4 separate regions of the Mus musculus genome follow, and regions 1, 2 and 3 are each linked to region 4. Evidence: chromatin loops called from intact Hi-C (ENCODE). Cell type or tissue: heart. All regions are shown on one strand. Region 1 holds the start of Fxyd7 (FXYD domain-containing ion transport regulator 7). Region 2 overlaps Cd22 (CD22 antigen). Region 3 overlaps Hpn (hepsin). Region 4 holds the start of Lsr (lipolysis stimulated lipoprotein receptor).

Evidence for each region. Peaks named below come from ENCODE experiments on the same cell type or tissue, not always from the same donor. Only the 100,000 strongest peaks of a DNase experiment are listed, where the experiment ranks them.
Region 1: a loop joins it to region 4, with 2.3 times the contacts of the local background. A loop is called at or near these places in 7 of 42 quality-filtered maps.
Region 2: a loop joins it to region 4, with 12 times the contacts of the local background. A loop is called at or near these places in 11 of 42 quality-filtered maps.
Region 3: it touches region 4 in a loop (2.5-fold over the local background); 6 of 42 quality-filtered maps call a loop at or near these places.

Annotation. Positions count from the first base shown.
Region 1 is chr7:31,046,975-31,051,974 of GRCm38, reverse strand. It overlaps Fxyd7 (FXYD domain-containing ion transport regulator 7), which reads left to right and starts at 521. Exons shown (of 6, transcript NM_022007.1): 1 at 521-619; 2 at 4,573-4,602. The coding sequence starts at 589. Fxyd1 (FXYD domain-containing ion transport regulator 1) reads left to right here. Exons shown (of 8, transcript NM_019503.4): 7 at 1-42; 8 at 160-297. The coding sequence ends at 10. The region is part of intron 2 of Gm38984 (a long non-coding RNA gene); the gene reads right to left. In heart, CTCF peaks have their summits at 342 (motif pointing right) and 2,679 (motif pointing left); DNase peaks (open chromatin) are centred at 114, 674, 824 and 2,284; H3K4me3 peaks cover 1,616 bases; H3K27me3 peaks cover 4,725 bases.
Region 2 is chr7:30,870,477-30,875,476 of GRCm38, reverse strand. Cd22 (CD22 antigen) reads left to right here. Exons shown (of 16, transcript NM_001043317.2): 7 at 2,058-2,342; 8 at 2,478-2,741; 9 at 4,874-5,000. Among named protein-coding and RNA genes, the nearest start is that of Cd22, 7.4 kb to the left of the region's middle. In heart, a CTCF peak has its summit at 2,193 (motif pointing left); a DNase peak (open chromatin) is centred at 2,226; H3K4me3 peaks cover 300 bases; H3K27me3 peaks cover 3,364 bases.
Region 3 is chr7:31,095,068-31,100,067 of GRCm38, reverse strand. Hpn (hepsin) reads left to right here. Exons shown (of 14, transcript NM_001110252.2): 11 at 167-262; 12 at 420-562; 13 at 689-853; 14 at 995-1,343. The coding sequence ends at 1,033. Among named protein-coding and RNA genes, the nearest start is that of Hpn, 18 kb to the left of the region's middle. In heart, CTCF peaks have their summits at 279, 1,293 (motif pointing right) and 2,277 (motif pointing right); DNase peaks (open chromatin) are centred at 277, 627, 837 and 2,277; H3K4me3 peaks cover 821 bases; H3K27ac peaks cover 700 bases.
Region 4 is chr7:30,971,192-30,976,191 of GRCm38, reverse strand. It overlaps Lsr (lipolysis stimulated lipoprotein receptor), which reads left to right and starts at 2,723. Exons shown (of 10, transcript NM_017405.2): 1 at 2,723-3,112; 2 at 3,980-4,324. The coding sequence starts at 3,019. It also overlaps a transcript of Fam187b not described here. In heart, a CTCF peak has its summit at 2,075; DNase peaks (open chromatin) are centred at 2,001 and 2,331; H3K4me3 peaks cover 1,995 bases; H3K27ac peaks cover 1,626 bases; H3K27me3 peaks cover 2,157 bases.

The DNA of each region.
Region 1 (5,000 bases), 76 kb before region 4:
CAGGCGGTAGAACCTCCACCTGACTCCAGGAAACTCAGCCAGGTTCTGCAGTTGATGGGAGGAAGGAGGGAGAGGGGTTTGGAGGGAGGGAGGCAAGGGGCCCAGTGCCAGGGTGGGATAGTGGCGAGAGCTTGCCACTTACTCTTTTCACCCCCGCAGAGCCCCCTTAGCACCTGACACCTCTCCCCACCCAGATGCTCGCCTGTGACCACCCCCAGCGTTCCCTGCATCAGCCCTGCCTTTCGGACACCCCTTGCTGCTCAGACCTCTAATAAAACTCGGTTTTCCTTCTTGATAGCGCTTGGTTGATATCAGTGCCTCTTGTGCGAAAACTCGGGAGCCCCCTTGGCCCCGGCAGGGGGCGCCCCCACCCTTGGGGAAGGGGCGGGGACGTCAGCAGTGGGCGGGGGCGGGGGCGGGGGGATGGCTTGGACGGGGGCGGGCTCTTCGGGCCCCCATTGGCTATAGGCCCCCACTCTACCAGGGCTCCCCCCACCTTACCCCACCACATCAGTCTGTCCTGCTTCCAGCTGCTGCAGCCGCGCCTTCGCTGCCTCAGCATTCAGCAACCCCCTGCTCAGGCTCAGCATGGCCACCCCAACCCAGAGCCCCACAAACGGTGAGCGTCGCTTGGGGAATGGGTGCTAGGAAAGAGGTGGGGGAATCTAGGAGCTTAGGGGACAGGATGTAGGAAGAATCCCATACGGAAAGGAAGACGAAGGGGAGAGAATCTGCCCCTATCATGGGCGGAGGCCCATGAGCACATTCTTTGACATCCCTTGGGGTTTCTTGAGCACCCTCTCCCAGGAGATATCCTCCCTGTGCGGGACCTATGATTAGAGAGTGACAGTCCCAAGAGAAAGGATGCGCGGACAGGTTGCCATGGCAACCGGGTGCCTGGTCCAGCACAGCGGTGGAAGAGATGGGGTTTAAAGGTGGGAGCTGAGGGATCTGCAGCCAGAAGAGGTTCTGGAAGACTTCAGCACTCCGAGATGGGCCAGCTAAGGGGGGATTCATTATCTCATGTTTGCCTAGTATAGTGTGGATATTTACTAAATTCCTTGACAGGCAGACATGCTAAGGGACAGAGGGACGATTAAAGGGAGAGAGAAGAGGGTGATGGTGGTGGTGGTGATGGTGTGACCAGAGATGGACTAAGAACGCCTGAAAGAGACAGAGACCAAGAGATACAGGAGAGACAGAGGCACAAAAATCCAGGTAGCAAGCTTTCAGAGACGCATAGTTGGGAGGAGACAGACAGACAAACAGATGGACAGACAGAGGAAGGAAGAAGGGCTGAGATAGAGGAACATAGACAAGTATGGAGGGAGGGGGAACGGGTGGGGCTGCAGCACTGCAGTGAACCTGCATGGTGGGGATGGAATGTTGGGGACCCCCCTCCCAGCCCACATGCACTTATGGTTTCATCCTGGAGATACATTTGTCTCCCCGCATCCAGCCGCACTGGGTTTACACTTCACACCCATTAACCCAGATTTGCGTTCATGTTCACGGGCTTAAACACTCTCTGACTCCGTGGTTTCCTGATCTTCCCCCTCTGTGTGTGGTCCTCTGTGGACGAGCTAGGGGGATGCTTGAACGAGGCTGGGTGGGGGGCAGGGCAGAGGACTGGGGGTTGCTGTGGAGTCCCTGATGATGGAGGAAACCCTAATTCCACTCTTACAGCACCTTTCCTCTTTCCCAGCAGGCGGGGTTGGGGGAGGGGGACTGCTGTGCGGAGCCCTAGCTGCAGATTCCCAGGCAGGGCGCGCGGGGGGGGGGGGGAAGAGGGGCTGCAGAGTCTGGGAGCCACCCCAGAGAGAGGGGGTAGGGCTGAGCCAGCAGGTCTGGCGGGAGCCCAGGGCTTCTTTTCGCAGAGGTGGTGGTTAGCAAGATCGATGGCAGCAGACGGGTAGAGGTGGGAGGGCAGATGCCTCGCCAATCCCCTTCTCCCTGTCACAGGCTGACAGGGGACCGCAGGACTTGGGAAACCCCGGGGGAGGGAAAGCTCGGGTGCATTCTTCTTCCCCAGCTTACAGAAACAAATTAATAAATTGTTGAGGGAAAGAAGGGAGATGCGGCTCTTGCCAGAGAGCGGGAGAGAGAACAGAATGGGGATGTGGCCATACCTGGGTCTAGGTCCCTATTTTGGGGAGTGAAAACACTCAGGTTGGCCAGAAGCCAGGTCTCCAGGTGCAAAGAGGGGAGGTAAGATTGCCCAGTTCCAAAACATCACACAGGACCCCACCCAGCCTGGAATACCAGGACCCCACCACCTCGAAAGATGCCCTGGTTTCCATAGCAACCACCTCCTTCCTGATCTCTCCCTGGCAGCTCGCCAAGAGTGGTGTACATTGCTTTTCCTGCCTCCTGGCTCCACCCGTTACTCAGCCACACCCTAAAGACTGGGACTGCTGTGGACAGGGGGATCCTCAGAGGATTTTTGGAGGAGCCCAGCAAGATGCTGGGACAAGCATCTACCTGGACAAGGAATGTATGGGAAAACAACACCTCCATCTTTGGTGCAAATACCTGCAACCTAGGAGGTCCTCTCATTCATTCATTCATTCATTCATTCATTTGCTCACTCATTCATTCATTCCAGAAAACTTCTTGCGAACCAGACTGAATGGCAGAGACCAATTTGCCCACCCTCTGGTGGTGACACTAAGGTGCAGCACAGGTGACTCTCAGACACTGGGTACCAGCTGTATGCTTCTGAGGTTTGCCCTACTAAAATGTTCCTTTTGCTGATGTTTATCTAAGACTTTTCCTCCAGAGAATCGACTTCTTAAAAAAAATACTAGTGAGTTTTATTTTTTTACCACCACTATAAGTGGAAAATTTAGTATTTTTTTTCTCTCTTGCCCTAAAGTGAGGCAAGAAGCAGGTGTGGTCATCCATGCTTGTAATCTCAGCACCCTGGTGGCAGAGGCAAGAGGAATATGAGTTTAAGACCAGCCTGGATTCCATAGTAGGACCTTTTTACAAAGAGCAAAACTAAATCACATTCCCCAAACAACAACTCATTTGGCAAATATTAAAGAGACATCAACACTAAACCAGGAGACCTGGGAAGACACACCATACAAACCAGAGCTAGTTTTGGTCTTGTGTCATACCAGACTGTATCAGTCAGTTTAGGCTCCAGGTAGCACTGGTAACAAATAGAACCAAAAGCCCAGTGGAGGCAGGCCACTAATGTCATTGCTCACTTATGAATGTGCAGGAGGCCTCTACATCCCTAAGACAACTAAAGCACTCACAATCTTGAAAGTTCATTGGTCAGATCCAAAGACAAGGCCCCACCCAGCCCCAGTAGAACCCAGAAGTGGGGGGGGGGGGCAACAAAGCCATTACCCAGCTCCCTTTCTTGTGGCACAAGCTGCAGAATTCTGCTGTCACAGGACAGAAAGTGATACGAGCTGCAGGAGGAAGCTGACAGCTACAGGGTGGATATCCATGGTACCACTGTGTAGTCCTGGCTGGTCTAAAACTCACTTATGCAGATCAGGCTGGCCTCGAACTCACAGAGATCCACCTTCTTATGCTTCCCTAATACTGGGATTAAAGGCATGTGCTCCCGTGACTGGCCAGAGTGGGCATCTTATACGGGAAGGATTTTTTGAGTTCCCCCTCTTCCTGGCAGGGTCTCATTGTAGCCCAGGCTGTCCTTAATATCACTCTTATCTCCTTCTTCCTAGAGCTGGGGTATAGATGTTGGCCACCAGCTCTTTTCGGGGCTGCTGGAAGGGATTTAAAGCAAAGGTGAAAGGTGAAAAAGGGTTACACAGGCACTCATGATTGTGCTTGTGCATGTTCACGCGCGTGCACACACAGTTACTTTCTAAGGTTAGTGGGAATCCACTAAGGGTCTTCTGTTTCACATGATGGAGAAGATTCATTTACAGAAGAGAACAGAGTTGCCACAAGATTGATCCCGACTCACATATGTTTCAGTATAGCTGCCCATACTGCATTTGGTAACAATCAAAGCAGGTAGGAGAGCAGGTGGCAGCCTCATGACCTCAGGGGCCCTTGGACTAGGAAGGTTGAGGGAGTCTTCATGGAAAGCCAATGCATCTATTGGTAGTCCTTTTGTGAGACTGGGCTATCATAGGTCCAGCATGGTGTGTGTGTGTGGGGGGGGGGTGTGTGTTGGTTGTGTTGTGTGTATTTGTGTGTTGTGTGTGTGGCATGGCGTGTGGAGGTGTGTGTAGTGTGTGTGGTGTGTATTTGTGTGTTGTGTGTGCTTCTGTGTTTGGGGGGGTGCGTGCGCATGTGGTTCATAGAATGACTCTAAGGCACGTACCAACTCTCCTAGGGGTCTAGGAGCAGGACAGCTGGGTGGGTTGTGCACCACACAGGGCAGGGTACTGGTTGATGGAGTTAATGGGCCTGATGAGCATCCTATGAGCTCTACGGAGAGGCGGTACTGTCCAGCAGCAAGGAATCTCCTATGCCAAGTCCTATAAAGCAGCACTTGGTCCATCTTGCTCCTCAAAGATGTTCAGAAAGCCAGTGCTGAAACATGTTTCTCCCTGTTCTCTTCCCCTGTCTTCTTCCCCACAGTTCCTGAAGAAACAGATCCTTTTTTCTATGGTGAGTGTTGGGTCTTGTGCCTGGGATAACCTAATGCTGGGATGGAGGGGTGGTTTCTACTGAGACTACCATACCACAGCTATGTGGCTGTAGCTAGGGCTCACTGAGAAGGGGTCTGTGGAGGGCAGAGGCAGACTGGGGAATGGGGTTGGCCTCCTACCTTCTGCAGCCCCTGATGAAGGCTGTGAACCTCATAAAGCCTGTTTTTTCCTTGGGTTCAGGGTAGAGATTAACTGGGGTTTGCAAGACTCCCTCTTTAGAGACTAACAAGAGACCTGGGAAGGGCAAATGCATTCGTTATATCAGCGCTCGATGGACTGTGACAGTCAGGCTAGGCTGCTGCCTGCCTCAGTAACAAATAGTCCTCAACATGTCTGTGGATTACGACGAGGACTATG
Region 2 (5,000 bases), 100 kb after region 4:
AGTCAGTCAATCAATCAATTCTGAAGCCACATCATGCTTTGAGGATCATCTCCTTAGAGTTCATTGTTCTCCATACATGTAAGTTTTCACATCATTATTTTATGCTTCATTCACCCATTCATTCACCCACTGAATGAATATTTACTGTGGGGCCTGGCATGGTGCTACATACATTTAAACCCAGCATGCATGAGGCAGAAGTAGGTGGAGTTCTGTGAGTTTGAGGTTAGCCTGGTCTACATAGTGAGTTCTAAGCCAATCAGACCCTACCTTAAAACAAACACCCAAGCTTGTGAATTGATTGGGTGCCAGTCTTGTCTTGAATGCCAGCTTAGGCTGAGCACACAGGTTCTGCCTGTGTGGATTAACAGTTGAAATGGAATAGACACATAAGAAACATAGAACAGAATTGCCAGGAGGAGATATGTATATTAATAGAAAAAGAGGTCTGGGTAGATAACTCTGAATTTGTCTAGCCAATCTAATAAACCCCCTTTGAATTATTTTTTTTAAAGCTTAGTACTATGTGATATACTGATTATTCAATTTTAAAAGACTTTTAATTTTTTATTTGTATGTGTGTGAGTGTTCTGCCTGAATGTATGCCAGTGCACGGATCACAAGAATGGTGTTTGTGGAGCCCAGAAGAGGGTGTTGGATGCCCTGGAACTGGAGTTACAGACAGTCGTGAGCCTCCCTGTAGATGCTGGAAACCCTAGTCCTCTGGAAGAGCAACCAGTGCTCTTAACTGCCGAGCCATCTCTCCAGCCCCATAATATATTTTTTTAAGTACTTAGGAAAGATAGTTCAATGGTTTAGAGCACTTACTGCTCTTGCAGAGGACCTGAATTCAATTCATAGCATCCACACCAGGCAGCTGACAACCACCAAGAGCTGTCTCTCCATGGGATCTGAGGCCGTCCCTCTGACACAGATACACACAAAGAAAAGAAAACAAACTTTTTTTTTAAATGTATTTGCCTTACAAGAATGAGGACTTGAGTTTGAACCCCAGAGCTCACATTCTTTTTTTTTTTTTTTTTTTTGGTTTTTCAAGACAGGGTTTCTCTGTATAGCCCTGGCTGTCCTGGAACTCACTCTGTAGACCAGGCTGGCCTCGAACTCAGAAATCTGCCTGCCTCTGCCTCCTGAGTGCTGGGATAAAAGGCGTGCGCCACCACACCCGGCTCAGAGCTCACATTTTAAGCGTTGAATGTAAGCAGCGTGTGGTGTAATCCTAGCACTTGGGAGGCAGAGGCAGGTGGATCTGAGTTCGAGGCCAGCCTGGTCTACAGTGTGAGTTCCAGAAACCCCCGTCTGGAAGAACAAAAAGCCAACAAAACAAAACAAAACAAGTTGGGTATGGTGGCCTTTGCTTGTTGTCTCAGCCGTGGGGAGGCAGATCCGGGTGGATCCTTGGGCTGGTCTAATAGAGCTCCAGATCAGCGAGAGACCTGGTCTCAAAAAATGTAAAAACAAGATGGATGGTTTCTGAAGCACAACACCCATGGCTGTCCTCTGACCATAGTCACCTGCGCACTCGCGGGCGCGCACAAATACCTCAAAAACCGGTCAAAAGGAGGCGGGTGATTAGAAGGATAGAGACTCATGTGAGGAAGGTGCAGACCTCAGCTGACATGATAGAGAACAGGCAAAGAAGTTCCCATGGAGAGAAAGAAATAAGCACAAAGGTCCTGAGGGGGAGCATCGTGTACCCACGGCAGTGGCCGAGGACCGGAGAGGAGTGTGGGTCAAGCCTGAGCCTTTTCAGCTAAGCAGGGAAAGAAGTAGAGAGGGCTGGTCCCCTGGGCTGTACAAGCCCAGTGGATAGACAGCTTCAGTGCCAGTCTTTGACGATGCTAGGGATACTCGGGGTGCCGGCAGAGACAACAAGGGTAGGGGACAGGAGAAATGAGAGTAGGCAGACAAGTGAGGAGCTGGGGCAGTCACCTGGGTGGACATAGGAACCACAGATGTGCGTGCTACTGCTGTCGGAATAACAGTGCAGCCACCGAGCATTCCCTGTGCTCTCCGCAACTGCTTCTCGTTTCCCGCAGATACCCCGAAGCTGGAGATCAAGGTCAATCCCACAGAGGTGGAAAAGAACAATTCTGTGACCATGACATGCCGGGTTAACAGCAGCAACCCGAAACTCAGGACCGTGGCGGTGTCTTGGTTCAAGGATGGGCGCCCCCTAGAGGATCAGGAACTGGAACAGGAACAACAGATGTCCAAGCTAATTCTGCATTCAGTGACCAAGGACATGAGAGGGAAATACCGGTGCCAGGCTTCCAACGACATAGGCCCAGGAGAGTCGGAAGAAGTGGAACTCACGGTGCACTGTGAGTTTCCTTGAAGCTGGTGAGGGAGGTGCGGAGTTAGCAGGATCCTCAAGGGATGATACCAGAGGTTCAGGTGGCTGCCTGCCCACATTAGCAGGCTCTGCTCACCTGTCCTGTGGCCATACATTCTTTCAGATGCTCCAGAACCCTCCAGGGTTCACATCTACCCTTCCCCCGCTGAAGAGGGACAGTCAGTAGAGCTGATTTGTGAGTCACTGGCCAGTCCAAGTGCAACAAACTACACCTGGTATCACAACAGGAAACCTATACCTGGAGACACCCAAGAGAAGCTCCGCATCCCTAAAGTCTCCCCGTGGCATGCTGGGAATTACTCTTGCTTGGCAGAGAACCGTCTGGGTCATGGAAAGATAGACCAGGAAGCTAAGCTGGATGTCCATTGTGAGCGGCCAACTGACTTCTGGGTTTTGGAGGAAAGAGGGAAATAAGGAAGGCAAATAGGGAGGGTGTAGGGGTGAGGGGTTGTGGGAGTGAGGGGGTGTAGTGGGTGTTGAGTGTGTTGGGGTGTGGAGGTATAGGGAGTGATGGGTGTGGAGGTGAAGGGGTGTACTGGGTGTAGGATGAGGGGGTGGGAGGGAGTTTGGAAGACAAGCCACCAGGCACCTGGAGCTTCACAGCTGCATTCTAGACAGTGACCAAGAGCCTCAGCTTATGGCACTTACTTAGTAGATGTTTGTTGAATGAATGAATGAATGAATGAATGAATGAATGAATCTCACCAGCCTGGTGGCCCAGATCTGTCATCCCAGCTACTGGGGAAGCTGAAAAATCACAAACGTGAGGCCTGCCTGGGCAGCAGAGTAAATTCAAGTTCAGCCTAGGCAACTTAGTAAGACTGGCTCAAAAGTAGAAAGAGGACCAGAGATGTAGCTCAATAATAGAATACAACCTACAATATACCAGTAAGGTACTCAGCAACCAAACACTAGTCTGGAATCCCCCAGTGAGGGATCTGGGGGCATGGCTCAGTGATAGAGCCCCTGCCTAGAATCTCCCAGTGAGGGGCTGGGGGCATGGCTCAGCGGTAGAGCCCCTGCCTAGAATCCCCCAGTGAGGAGCTAGGGGCGTGGCTCAGTGGTAGAGCCCCTGCCTAGAATCCCCCCAGTGAGGGGCTGGGGGCATGGCTCAGTGGTAGAGCCCCTGCCTAGAATCCCCCAGTGAGGGGCTGGGGGCGTGGCTCAGTGGTAGAGCCCCTGTCTAGAATCCCCCAGTGAGGGGCTGGGGCCGTGGCTCAGTGGTAGAGCCCCTGCCCAGAATCCCCCAGTGAGGGGCTGGGGCCGTGGCTCAGTGGTAGAGCCCCTGATTAAAATCCCCTATAGAGAAGTTGGGGGTTTGGCTCCCTTGGTAGAATACTTAGCACACATACAGCTCTGGATTCATCCAGCCCCGCATAAAAGAAACAAATGTAGTGGCACATACCCGAAATCTCAGCACTTAAGACACAAGGCAGGAGGATCATAAATTCAAGGTCACCTTGGCTCTATAGCAAGTTTGAGGCCTGCCTGGGCGATGTGAGGCATGGAGATCTAACATTCGTAGGCAACGGGTGAGGCCCTGAAGAAGTCCTGATAGATCTGAGAGCCAGAGGGACCATCTCACCATTCTGCCCCACTGTTTGGCATTCCTCGGCACTGCACAGCTTGCCTTGGAGATGCTTCCAGGATAGTGTTTGTTGGGTACCTAGTGGCTTGGATACAGACAGGGCTACCCATACTCTGAACATCTGAACAGCAGTAGTATCACACCACTGGCTGCTCTAAGGATATCCTTTGGGAAGATTCTAGAAGGCTAGGTGCCCAACTTGATAGGGGTCTACAGGCCACCATCACACAGCTTTAAACAGCATGGGCTCTGCTTCACAGGTGCAAGAGGGGACAGGAGAGGGGACAGGAGAGGATGCATTCAGGGACAATGTGAAAAGGTTCTGTGAAAACCAGCCTTGCAACTGGCCCAGGGTGGTGCAAGTCGGCCTTTTCGCTTATTCAGGGGCTATTCAAGTTCAAGGCTGACCTGTGCAAATTAAGAAGACTGTGACTCAAAAATAAAAGGTTAAAAAAGAAAAATAGGGAGCCGGGTGTGGTGGCACACACCTTTAATCCCAGCACTCGGGAGGCAGAGGCAGGTGGATTTCTGAGTTCGAGGCCAGCCTGGTCTACAAAGTGAGTTCCAGGACAGCCAGGGCTACACAGAGAAACCCTATCTTGGAAAAAAAAAAAGAAAAAGAAAAAAAGAAAGAAAGAAAGAAAGAGAGAGAGAGAGAGAGAGAGAGAGAGAGAGAGAGAGAAAGAAAGAAAGAAAGAAAGAAAGAAAGAAAGAAAGAAAGAAAGAAAGAAAGAAAGAAAGAAAGAAAGAGAAATAGGTTAGGGCTAGTGATATAGTTCATTCAGTGGTAGAACTCTTGCCTAGCCCATGTAAGACCTCACGTGTGGTGTCTGGTGCTTGCAAAGGGAAAGAAAAGAAATCATTCTTTGCTTGCCTCTCCATCTTTGCTTGCCTCTCCATTCTACCCTAAGATGCTCCCAAGGCGGTGACCACAGTGATTCAGAGCTTCACACCAATCCTGGAAGGAGACAGTGTGACCCTGGTCTGTAGGTACAACTCCAGCAATCCAGACGTCACCTCCTACAGATGGAACCCTCA
Region 3 (5,000 bases), 120 kb before region 4:
AAAGAAAAAGATTTGGGGAAGAGGTGTATACATTGGAAGATGAAGGTTCCATCCTGGTAGTGATAGGATGTGCTGGGGTTGTGTGGACGGTGAGGTGGCTGGATAGCTGTGTCCCATGAAGAACAGACTGGCTAGTGGGAACCGAACTGTATGCTCTCTCTCACAGAATACATCCAGCCAGTGTGTCTCCCTGCTGCGGGACAGGCCCTGGTGGATGGCAAGGTCTGTACTGTGACCGGCTGGGGTAACACACAGTTCTATGGTGAGTTCCAAGCAATACCAGCCAACACCACTAGGAGGGGCTGAATCTGCTCTGGGGGAGGTTCGGTGGACCTCAAAGAGACCCCCAGGCCATGGAGTGGGAACCAGGAGAAAGGGCTTGTTTCCTAATTCTGGTCACCTTACCCATGTCCCCTTAGGCCAACAGGCTATGGTGCTCCAAGAGGCCCGGGTTCCCATCATAAGCAACGAAGTTTGCAACAGCCCCGACTTCTACGGGAATCAGATCAAGCCCAAGATGTTCTGTGCTGGCTATCCTGAGGGTGGCATTGATGCGTGCCAGGTGAGGGACACAGTGGGCAGTCCCCAGGCCTGACACTGTAGAGAAGGAGCTAGGGTAATGGGATCAGGGGCTCCCCACTGGAGTCATGGAGGTCTCTAGTCAGGTGTCCCATCCCCCCATCACCAGGGCGACAGTGGAGGCCCCTTTGTGTGTGAAGACAGCATCTCTGGGACATCAAGGTGGCGGCTATGTGGCATTGTAAGCTGGGGTACGGGCTGTGCTTTGGCCCGGAAGCCAGGAGTGTACACCAAAGTCACTGACTTCCGGGAGTGGATCTTCAAGGCCATAAAGGTGTGTTGCTATGGCGGGGGACTGTCTGGGACCCTAATAAGGAAAAGTAAGAGGGTACTCTGGAGAACAGGTGGATTCCCATAGGCTTCTGGGGATGGGACAAGCGTCTGAGACCTTGGAAGCCTGTGGCTCTTTCCCTAGACTCACTCCGAAGCCAGTGGCATGGTGACTCAGCCCTGATCCCGCCTCATCTCGCTGCTCCGTGCTGCACTAGCATCCAGAGTCAGAGTTGGTCTGGTGGCTCCAGCCCCACGTGGTAGGCTCCACACTGGGCCTCACATGGAATGGTTTCCTGCTCAGATCCAGTCCACGGGTCCAAGGATGCTGGATCCAAGGACTTCTCTTCCACAGTGGCCGGCCCACTCAATCCCAGGGCCATTGGCCTCACCCTCCCACCCCATGTAAATATTACTCTGTCCTCTGGGGGGCGCTCTAGGGAGCCCCTTGTGCAGATGCTCTTTAAATAATAAAGGTGGTTTTGATTAATGGGTCTCTGCGTCTACAAACGGAAGCAGCGGTGTGGACATTTTGAGAGTAGCAGAGAGGACTGAGGGCCTAACACAAATCAAAAAGGGATTGTGACCCTCCCAGTCCCTACCCGTTTGAGAAAACATTTAAGCCGATCCTGGTGGCTGACTCCTGTAGTTCCAACACTTGGGAGGATCTTCACGAGTGAAAAGCTATCCTGAGCTACGTAGTGAGTTCCAGGCAGGCCAGTCTTGGCTGCAGAGTGAGACCCTATCTCAAAAAATAAAAGGAAGGTGGAGGGGGGTGCTAAAATGCCCGAAAGAATCTGACTTTAGGATTGCTCAACCCAACAACTCTCAAATTTCCTTCACTCTGCTAGCTTTCTGCAGACTTTCCCACAACCAGAAGAAACTCGTCCCATTTCTACATAAGTGAGGGTATGTGCAGTGGATCAAGTTCATGATGCCAGTGCGTGCGTGCGTGCGTGTGTGTGTGTGTGTGTGTGTGTGTGTGTGTGTGTGCGCGCGCGCGCGCGTGTGCGTGTGCACTCCTTTTATGAGAACACAAGAGCGGAGGGCGGGGGGGGGGGGAAGCCTGGGGAGACCCAGCTCTGGGTCAGAATTGAGTCGTGTGAACTTGTTGCATTTCCCTGTACCCAAAGTGGTGCCTGGGGCTGGGGGCTGGGGACGCGGGCTGGGCCTTCAGGATCCACATGAGCTGTGTGTGGAAGACTCTTCATAAGAAAATGAGGCGCTGTTTCCAGAGAAAGTGGACGTCAATGTTCGAGGGACAATAAATATGTCTGCTTATGGGCAACAGAAAACAAAACCTTGTGGGGCAGAGAGGGGTGAGTGGCAAGCCTTGTAAGTGCAGCTTGAAGGGCCGTCCCCTCAGAGACCCACCCCTTCCTGCTCTTCCCCTGCCTGCATCTGCAGACCTCTGTAGCAGTGTAGATGGCCACCAGAGGGAGCTGCAGCCCTGGCGCTTGAGAACTTAAGGCTCTTCCCAGACAGGCTGAAAAAGGCCGGCTCAGCGGGACAAAACACTCAACCTATGCCACTTCTCAAAATTTTAAACATTTCTAAATTTATTTTTGCTGGTTTTTTTTTCTTCTTCTTGTTTTGAGGGGGGGGGCTTTTCTTTTTCTTTTTCTTTTTTTTTTCTTTCTTTTTTTTTGGGGGGGGGGGGACAGAGTCTCACTATGTAGCCCTGGCTTTCCTGGAACTCACTGTGAAGATCAAGTTTCCTTTGAACTCACAGACATCCATTTGATTTAGGATTAAGGGCTTTGTCACCCGCATTCAGCCTTTTGGGGGGATTTGGTGGGTAGGAACCCTAACTGGTCTGGAACTCTATGTCACCCAGGCTGGCCTTCAGTGTGTGACAAACCAGCCTCAGGTTTGCCAGTGTGGGTTCCCAGCCTTACCACTGCCAGCTTAAGATCTTAACTGATAAATGTTAGAATACCACACAGCCTGTTAGCCGCAAACAGAAATATCTTCAAAAACACCCTGGAGGGACTCACAGTCCATTTGTCTGGGAAACATTCTAGCCATGAGCACCTGATCCCCCACAGCCTTAGTAAGGTCGATCTTCAACACTGTATTGCCTGCAAAGAGCCCCCCAGTCCTGCATGTCACTCACAGAACACCAATCCGCCACTGCCCCTCAGGGTTTTCCAACATTGTCTCGTCTGTGGCATTTTGGCGGGTCAATCAAATGTTGGCTTGCCAAAAATGCACAAGACTCCCCTAGCATGCTCAAAGTCCTGGGTTTGAATCCGAGCAACACACACACACAACTGTATACAGAGTTGGAGGGAGGCGACCATAAATGTCCCCTTCGTAATTGTCAGCTGAAAAAAGACACCATTCCTGTGCATGGTGCCCTGTGAAGGGTTTGAACAGATTTGTTTTGGAGGAAGGAGAATGCTTGTGCAGAGGGGACAAATGGAGAGGGCATGGCATGGCCCTGAGAGGTGGGAGAGGATTGTGGCCCTCCCTATTCTAAGGGATCTGGTAGAAATTTAGGCATGTATTAATTTATTTTCCATTGCTACAGTGAGACACCCAAGGGTGAATACTTTATTCAGAAATGGGGTATACAAGCTTGGGGGGATTGATCAGTGGTAAGAGTCCTTGGTGTTCTTCCAAAGGACCTGAGTTCAGTTCCCAGTACTCAGACTGAGAACTCCTGTTAACTCCAGCTCTGGGGGATACAGCGCCCTCTTCTGGTTCCAGGAGCACATGCACTCATGTACACACACACACACAAACACACACACACAGAATTAAGAAAACAAATTTTAAGAGGTGTAAGCAGGACAGGATGCAGCACTCAGGGTATTGAAGTAGAAGGATCAGGAGTTTGAGGCAAGCCTGGGATACATAGAACCTATCCCAAAACAGAGAGGGGAGAGAAGACTGTCTTCCGCAGCACAGTAGGCTGGAATTCCAATAGCAATGAAGCCCATGAACACCCACAGTGACCAGTAATGCTTCAGAGGGGCCTGTGGGGAAAAGATCACAGGAGTAGACTGCACTCAGCAGGGGCTAGTTCTGCCCTTTCTGGAATAAGCATTCTCTTGGGCCCCATCAGAATATATTGATTCCACTTCTGCTGGCTAGTGCTATGTCAACTCCACACAGGTTAGGGTCATTTGGGATGTGGGAACCTCAACTGAGAAAATGCCCTTATCAGACTAACCTGTGGAGAAGTCTGCAGCTCATTTCCTGGATTGATAATTGATATGGGAAGGCCTGGACCACTGTAGGCCATACCCATCCCTAGACAGGTCGTCCTGGGTGGTATAAGAACGAAGCTTGGGCAAGCCATGAAGAGCAAGCCAGTAAGCAACATTGCTCTGCTTCAGGGGCCTCAGCTTCAGTCCCTGTGTTCAGGTTCCTGTCCTGACTCCCTCGGGGATGGAGTATGAGCTGAGTGTTGTAAGATGAAGTAACCCTTTACTCCCCAAGTTGCTTTTGGACATGGTACAAATAGGAACTACTGCAGCAATAGGAACCCTAAGACACCTTTCTCCCAAACCCTTGCTCTGGGCTCTGCCTTTTTGTTTGCTTGTTTGTTTTTGTTTCTTCAAGACATGATCTCACTGGGTAGCCTTGGCTGTCCTGGAACTCACTCTTTAGATCAGGCTGGCCTTGAACTCACAGAGCTCTACCTGCCTCTGCCTCCCAAGGGCTGAGATTAATTGTTTGGGTTTTTTTAAAGATATATTTATTTTATGTATGTTAGTACACTGTAGCTGTCTTTAGACACACCAGAAGAGGGCGTCAGATCCCATTATAGATGGTTGTGGTTGCTCAGGACCTCTGGAAGAGCAGTCATTGCTCTTAGTCACTGAGCTATCTCGCCAGCCCCAAATGCTAGGATTAAATGTGTATGCCACCAGCTGGAAAAGAAGCTGCTGGCTGTCAGTTGCCATAAGTCAGCTGTCCTGGCACAGCTCTGACACTTGCTGTGTCCCCAGCAGCTCAGCCCTCACAAAGAAGCAGGCAGACTCCCTGGTTTGCCAGGAGAGATGGAGCCTAGCTGACAGAGCAGAACCAGGGGCTTCTTGGATGTAGCCCCTGCCTCTGAGAATGACACCTAGGGACTGAGCAGGGACAGCATCCAACACTCACCTCGCCGGGCCTCCCAGCTCAGGCTTCCTGAAGTGAAG
Region 4 (5,000 bases):
AGGCCAGAGGGCTTTCAAGGGGTTTTGGTTATGTAGGACCTCAGAGGAACAGTTCAAAATTATTTGGCAGAGCATTTCATCAGGGTGGAGGTCACAGTATTTATAAGAGGTGGAACATGCACAAGAAATGTGTCAAATCATGATCAAACGCCAGTTTTATAGAAATCGGGAATGACCTTGTAACAAGATGGCTCTTAATTCTTTTCTGAAGATTTATTTATTATATGTAAGTACACTGTAGCTGTCTTTAGACACACCAGAAGAAGCCATCAGATCTCATTACAGATGGCTGTGAGCCACCATGTGGTTGCTGGGATTTGAACCCAGGAGCTTCGGAAGAGCAGTCAGTGCTCTTAACTGCTGAGCCATCTCTCCAGCCCAGCTCTTAATCTTAAGATGGCATCATGCTGGTCCACCACTGGGACATGGGACCCAGGTAGCAGGACTACAACTGTGTCCTTAGGTCTATATTGTCCCTGTCCTCTTCCTGTCTGCCTCTCTGTGTCCTGGCCTCCATGAAGCAAGCACTGAACTTGGTTCTGTGCCTCTCCCACCATGCAATGCAAGCCCCAGATGATGCAGCCTGCCAGCCGTGCCCAGAAACCTTTGAAACCATGAACCAAGATTTAAACAAATAAGCAAACAACACCCGTTTCTCACCGGCTGGCATGTGTCACAGAGATGGAAAGTACCTGACATGGGAATGGGACAAGGGCTTCATGTCCATTGGAAGGGGGAGGGAGAGGTCCTGGTCTCTACTGTTTCTGAAGTCCAGTGGGAAGCCATGATGAGGGCCTCCTCTCCTGTAGTAATAAAGACTCTCCAGTCATCAACAAACCGTCCCCTTGGTGTAGCTGGGACCTACTGACTGGGACAGCCTAGATCCCATAACCTAAGAAACCCATTCTGGAATCTTAGCTTCGAAACTCTATTCTTTTCTCACTCTTTTATGCCCAGCATTGGCTAGTGGAGAGTGCTCCTCCTCAAGGGCCCCACAGATGCCATCTGAAATATTTGCTGTGGCAGGAGAAGGGGGCGGGGTCTTGTTCCACACACTGGCTATTAAATGTTCTGGCCTGGGAGGGGGGACCCTCCTCACTTTTGCTTATATGCTACTCGGTATAACTGACAGGATAGCCCCAGCTAACTGCAGAAGGGCCAGGAAATGGAGGGATGGAATATTTGCTAAGCAATGTTGTCTTTGGGACGGAATAAGATAGGTGGTAAAAATCTTATTAGTAAAATATCAGATGACAGTAAATGGTTTGAAGGGAGGAAAGTGGGCGAGAGAAGTTGGGGATAAGCCTGCCCTGGGGTATATGCTGAGATTCTACTCTCAAGAGTTCTACGTGGAAGACGTTATCTTTGGGGATGGTAAAAATGTTGAATGAAAGTGATTAGTGTGGGTTCTAATCAAAAACAGATTCTTTTTTTCCTACGTTGGAGATGATGACCAAGTTTTAGGTATTGATAACATATTGATAATAATGACATCTACAAAACACAAAGTAACACATGCAACTGGTTTAGGATTACAAGTGGTAAAAATGACGGCAGTGGCGATTTCCTCTATTTTTTAAACCATGATTTTTAAGCCACATGGGAACAGGGTGAAATTTTATGAGACGCCTTTGCCTTTAAAAGCGGCCGTAGGGGAAATGGTAGCAGGTGTCCGCAACAGGAAGGGAATTCTGGTAGCTAAGCCTGCCATATGTGAAAACCTGATCCAGGACCAGCTAGGCCAGTATGGCTGAAGTCAACTAAGAAAAGTTGGCTGGGGAAAGTCAATCAGGCCAATGTACTTTGAATTTTGCTTGAGAGGGAACACAGCAAAGTTCTGAGCAGAAGAATGTGACCTGACACCATTTACAAAACAGAGAAGAAAATGGTAGGAAAATGGTAGGTTCCCAACTCACCAAGCAGTGGCCAGTTCAGTCTCCCAGAATGCGTTTCCTCTCGGCGCCACCAGGGAGCAGCAGTGTTGCGCTGAGAAGGAGGAGAGCTACGGGCCGCGCCCGGGGTGCAGGTGAGGCCTGGGAACCTTTGATCCGAAACAGATCTGTTGGTCTCCAGTCTTGGCTCAGAGCCTTTAATCATCAGAACTTCGAAGGCCTGACCAAGAGCGAGGGATACCCGAGCGGGAGGTGGAAAAGAAACCACAAGTTAGGAAATAAGGGAAGTAGGGAAACTGCCTAAGTACGACTGCAACTTTTTAAGAGGTGCAGTCCCCACGAGCGTCCCCTAGGGGGCCAGAGCATCTTTTCTAGTGCGACCTCATTGATTCCTCGAATCATTCAAATGTGGAGCCCAGAAAGACCGCAGCACTTCCCCCACCAGGGCGAGAGTGGGAAGGCAGGCTGCGTCACCGACATTCCCCTGGCAGCTGGGACCTGGCTCTGCTTGGCACCTCCCTACAGGGCGCACCTAGGCGGGTCCATCGGCTCCCGGGACAGGGGTGTGGACCAGCAGCGAACAGGTGCGCACAAGGCCCGGCCCCTCTCGGCAGGTGGAGCACGCCCAGAGGGTCTCTGTCCTCAGGGAGTTCAGTCCTTTCAACTTTGACTAGAGCAACAGGTGGCTGCACAGGTCGCCTATGGTGCAGACGCCCTCCTGGCAAAGCGGTCACTTGGTTCAGGCCCTGGAGGCAGGAGCGCACCTGAGTCAGCCCACTTCCGGGGAGGGAGGCCCGCAAGGCCCGCCCCCGCCGCCCACCCCCAAGTCCAGCCCCCGGGCTCCCACCCTTGTGTACCTGGGCGGTTCCATTCCCGGGAGTGCGCAGGGGGTAGAGTGACCCAGAGAGCCACCGCGCGCCGGGTCAGTTGTCTTCGGGAAGCCGAAGGCATGAGCTTCGTCCAAGTTCATTTTGTAGGTTAGAACTCCCCCAGTGCGAGGAAAATGGACTTGGAATAGGGGCCGGGCGCAGCACGCACCCTTCTCGGCCCTGGTGCTCGCCGCGCCCCCTACTCTCTGGATACTTGGGAGGGGACGCGCGGGCACCGTCGCTGCTAGACGGCCGCGATGGCGCCGGCGGCCAGCGCGTGTGCTGGGGCGCCTGGCTCCCACCCGGCCACCACGATCTTCGTGTGTCTTTTTCTCATCATTTACTGCCCAGGTAAGGATTGGGGTCCCTGGTGCTGTGGGACGGCGGGAGGGCGCTACCGGAGGTGGATGGAGGGCTGTGGTTCTCACCGGCCTTGGAGGACCCGAAACCAAGTGGTGGGGAGTCGTGAGTGATGGTTGGTGCGGGAGTGCAGATTAAAGATCTCCAGAACCCGCCTGGTTGAGGAGACCCCTGTGTGCCCAAGGAAGGGAGTTTCTTGTGGCGCCCAGTCCGGTCCTCCGCCTTTGTCGGAGATAACAGGAAGTGAAAACTCTGGGGATCTTAAGGCTGAGCGCTGTATGGAGAAGGGGACCCTTTGTGGTCAGGAGCAAGGCCTCCCGATCGTGAGATAGGCCTGCCATTGGGATCTTGGACGCACCTCAAGATTTCTAAGTGTTGGGGTAACGGGGAGAGGTCATTCCCGGACTGGATCAGGCCAAGAGCTCGAGAAACAGTGCCCTGGCTTGGAGTGGGTGTGGAATTGGGGACTCCCCACCCCACCTACATCCCTGGTATCTGTAGAATGGACTTTTGAACCTTAAGTCATCTTCCGCCTAGATTGTTGAATGTTAGCTTAAGTGGGGGCCTAGGGGTTCCATCTACATTTGGATGTGCATTTTGAAGAGTCTCTGGGTAGGAGGATGTGGACAGAATATTCTAGGGACCTAGCCCGGATGGCTACATACTTACCACTTTTCAGCCCCGGAGGTGTATAAAATGGGCATGATTATCAGATCTGCCTCGCCAGTCTCGGGGATTAAGGAACAATATGCTAGGTGCTCTGAAAGACTGCATATACTGTCTAAGTGGTGTGGCTCATTGCTGTTGTGGTACCTCCCTGGGTTTATCTATCCCTGCTGACTATACTCTTCTTCTCAGACCGTGCCAGTGCCATCCAGGTGACCGTGCCTGACCCCTACCACGTAGTGATCCTGTTCCAGCCAGTGACACTACACTGCACCTACCAGATGAGCAATACCCTCACAGCCCCTATCGTGATCTGGAAGTATAAGTCGTTCTGTCGGGACCGTGTTGCCGACGCCTTCTCCCCTGCCAGCGTGGACAACCAGCTCAACGCCCAGCTGGCGGCTGGCAACCCCGGCTACAACCCCTATGTGGAGTGCCAGGACAGCGTACGCACTGTCAGGGTGGTGGCCACCAAACAGGGCAATGCTGTGACCCTGGGAGACTACTACCAGGGCAGGAGAATCACCATCACAGGAAGTATGTGGGGCAAGGCGGGAGGAGGCTCTGTGGGTGGTGGGAGTGAGACTGTTTGAGGGTCCTGTCCTAAATGGGCCGATGAAGGAAGGGATCCTTCCATTTACCCACCTGGCCACCCACTCACCCATCCACACATTCATGCATCCATTCACTTGCCTACCCACACATCCATCTACCCACATATCACCTATCCATCCATCTATATCCTTCCATCCCATTATCCTACAATAAAGCCCAGACTGTATACCAAGTTTGTTCTAGGCTCTGGGAACATAGAAATAAAACCATCAAATAACCCTCTTACAGAGTTTAGGGTGTTATAAAGGAGACGGACTAAATACACAGTGTCAAAGGCTTGCAGATAGAACAACAAAAACTGAGTAGAGATTAAAGTGAGGATTTCCTTTATAATACTAAATTGCCAGCAATAAGAAGTAATACTTTAACCAGCTGTTATAGCAAACCTATAACCGCAGCACTTGCAGGGCTGAGGCAGAGGATCTTGAGTTCAAGACCAGCTGTATGCAGTGAGACCCAAGGCCTGCTTTAGTTTGGCCTGGAGTGGGTTAGCTCAGATAGACCACACAGTAATTGAGTAACTCCATTCTATTATTGTCATTTTTTTCAGAGGTCCCTAGAGTCAAGCGTCTTGCTGGAAGTTAACAGCTGAGTTTGA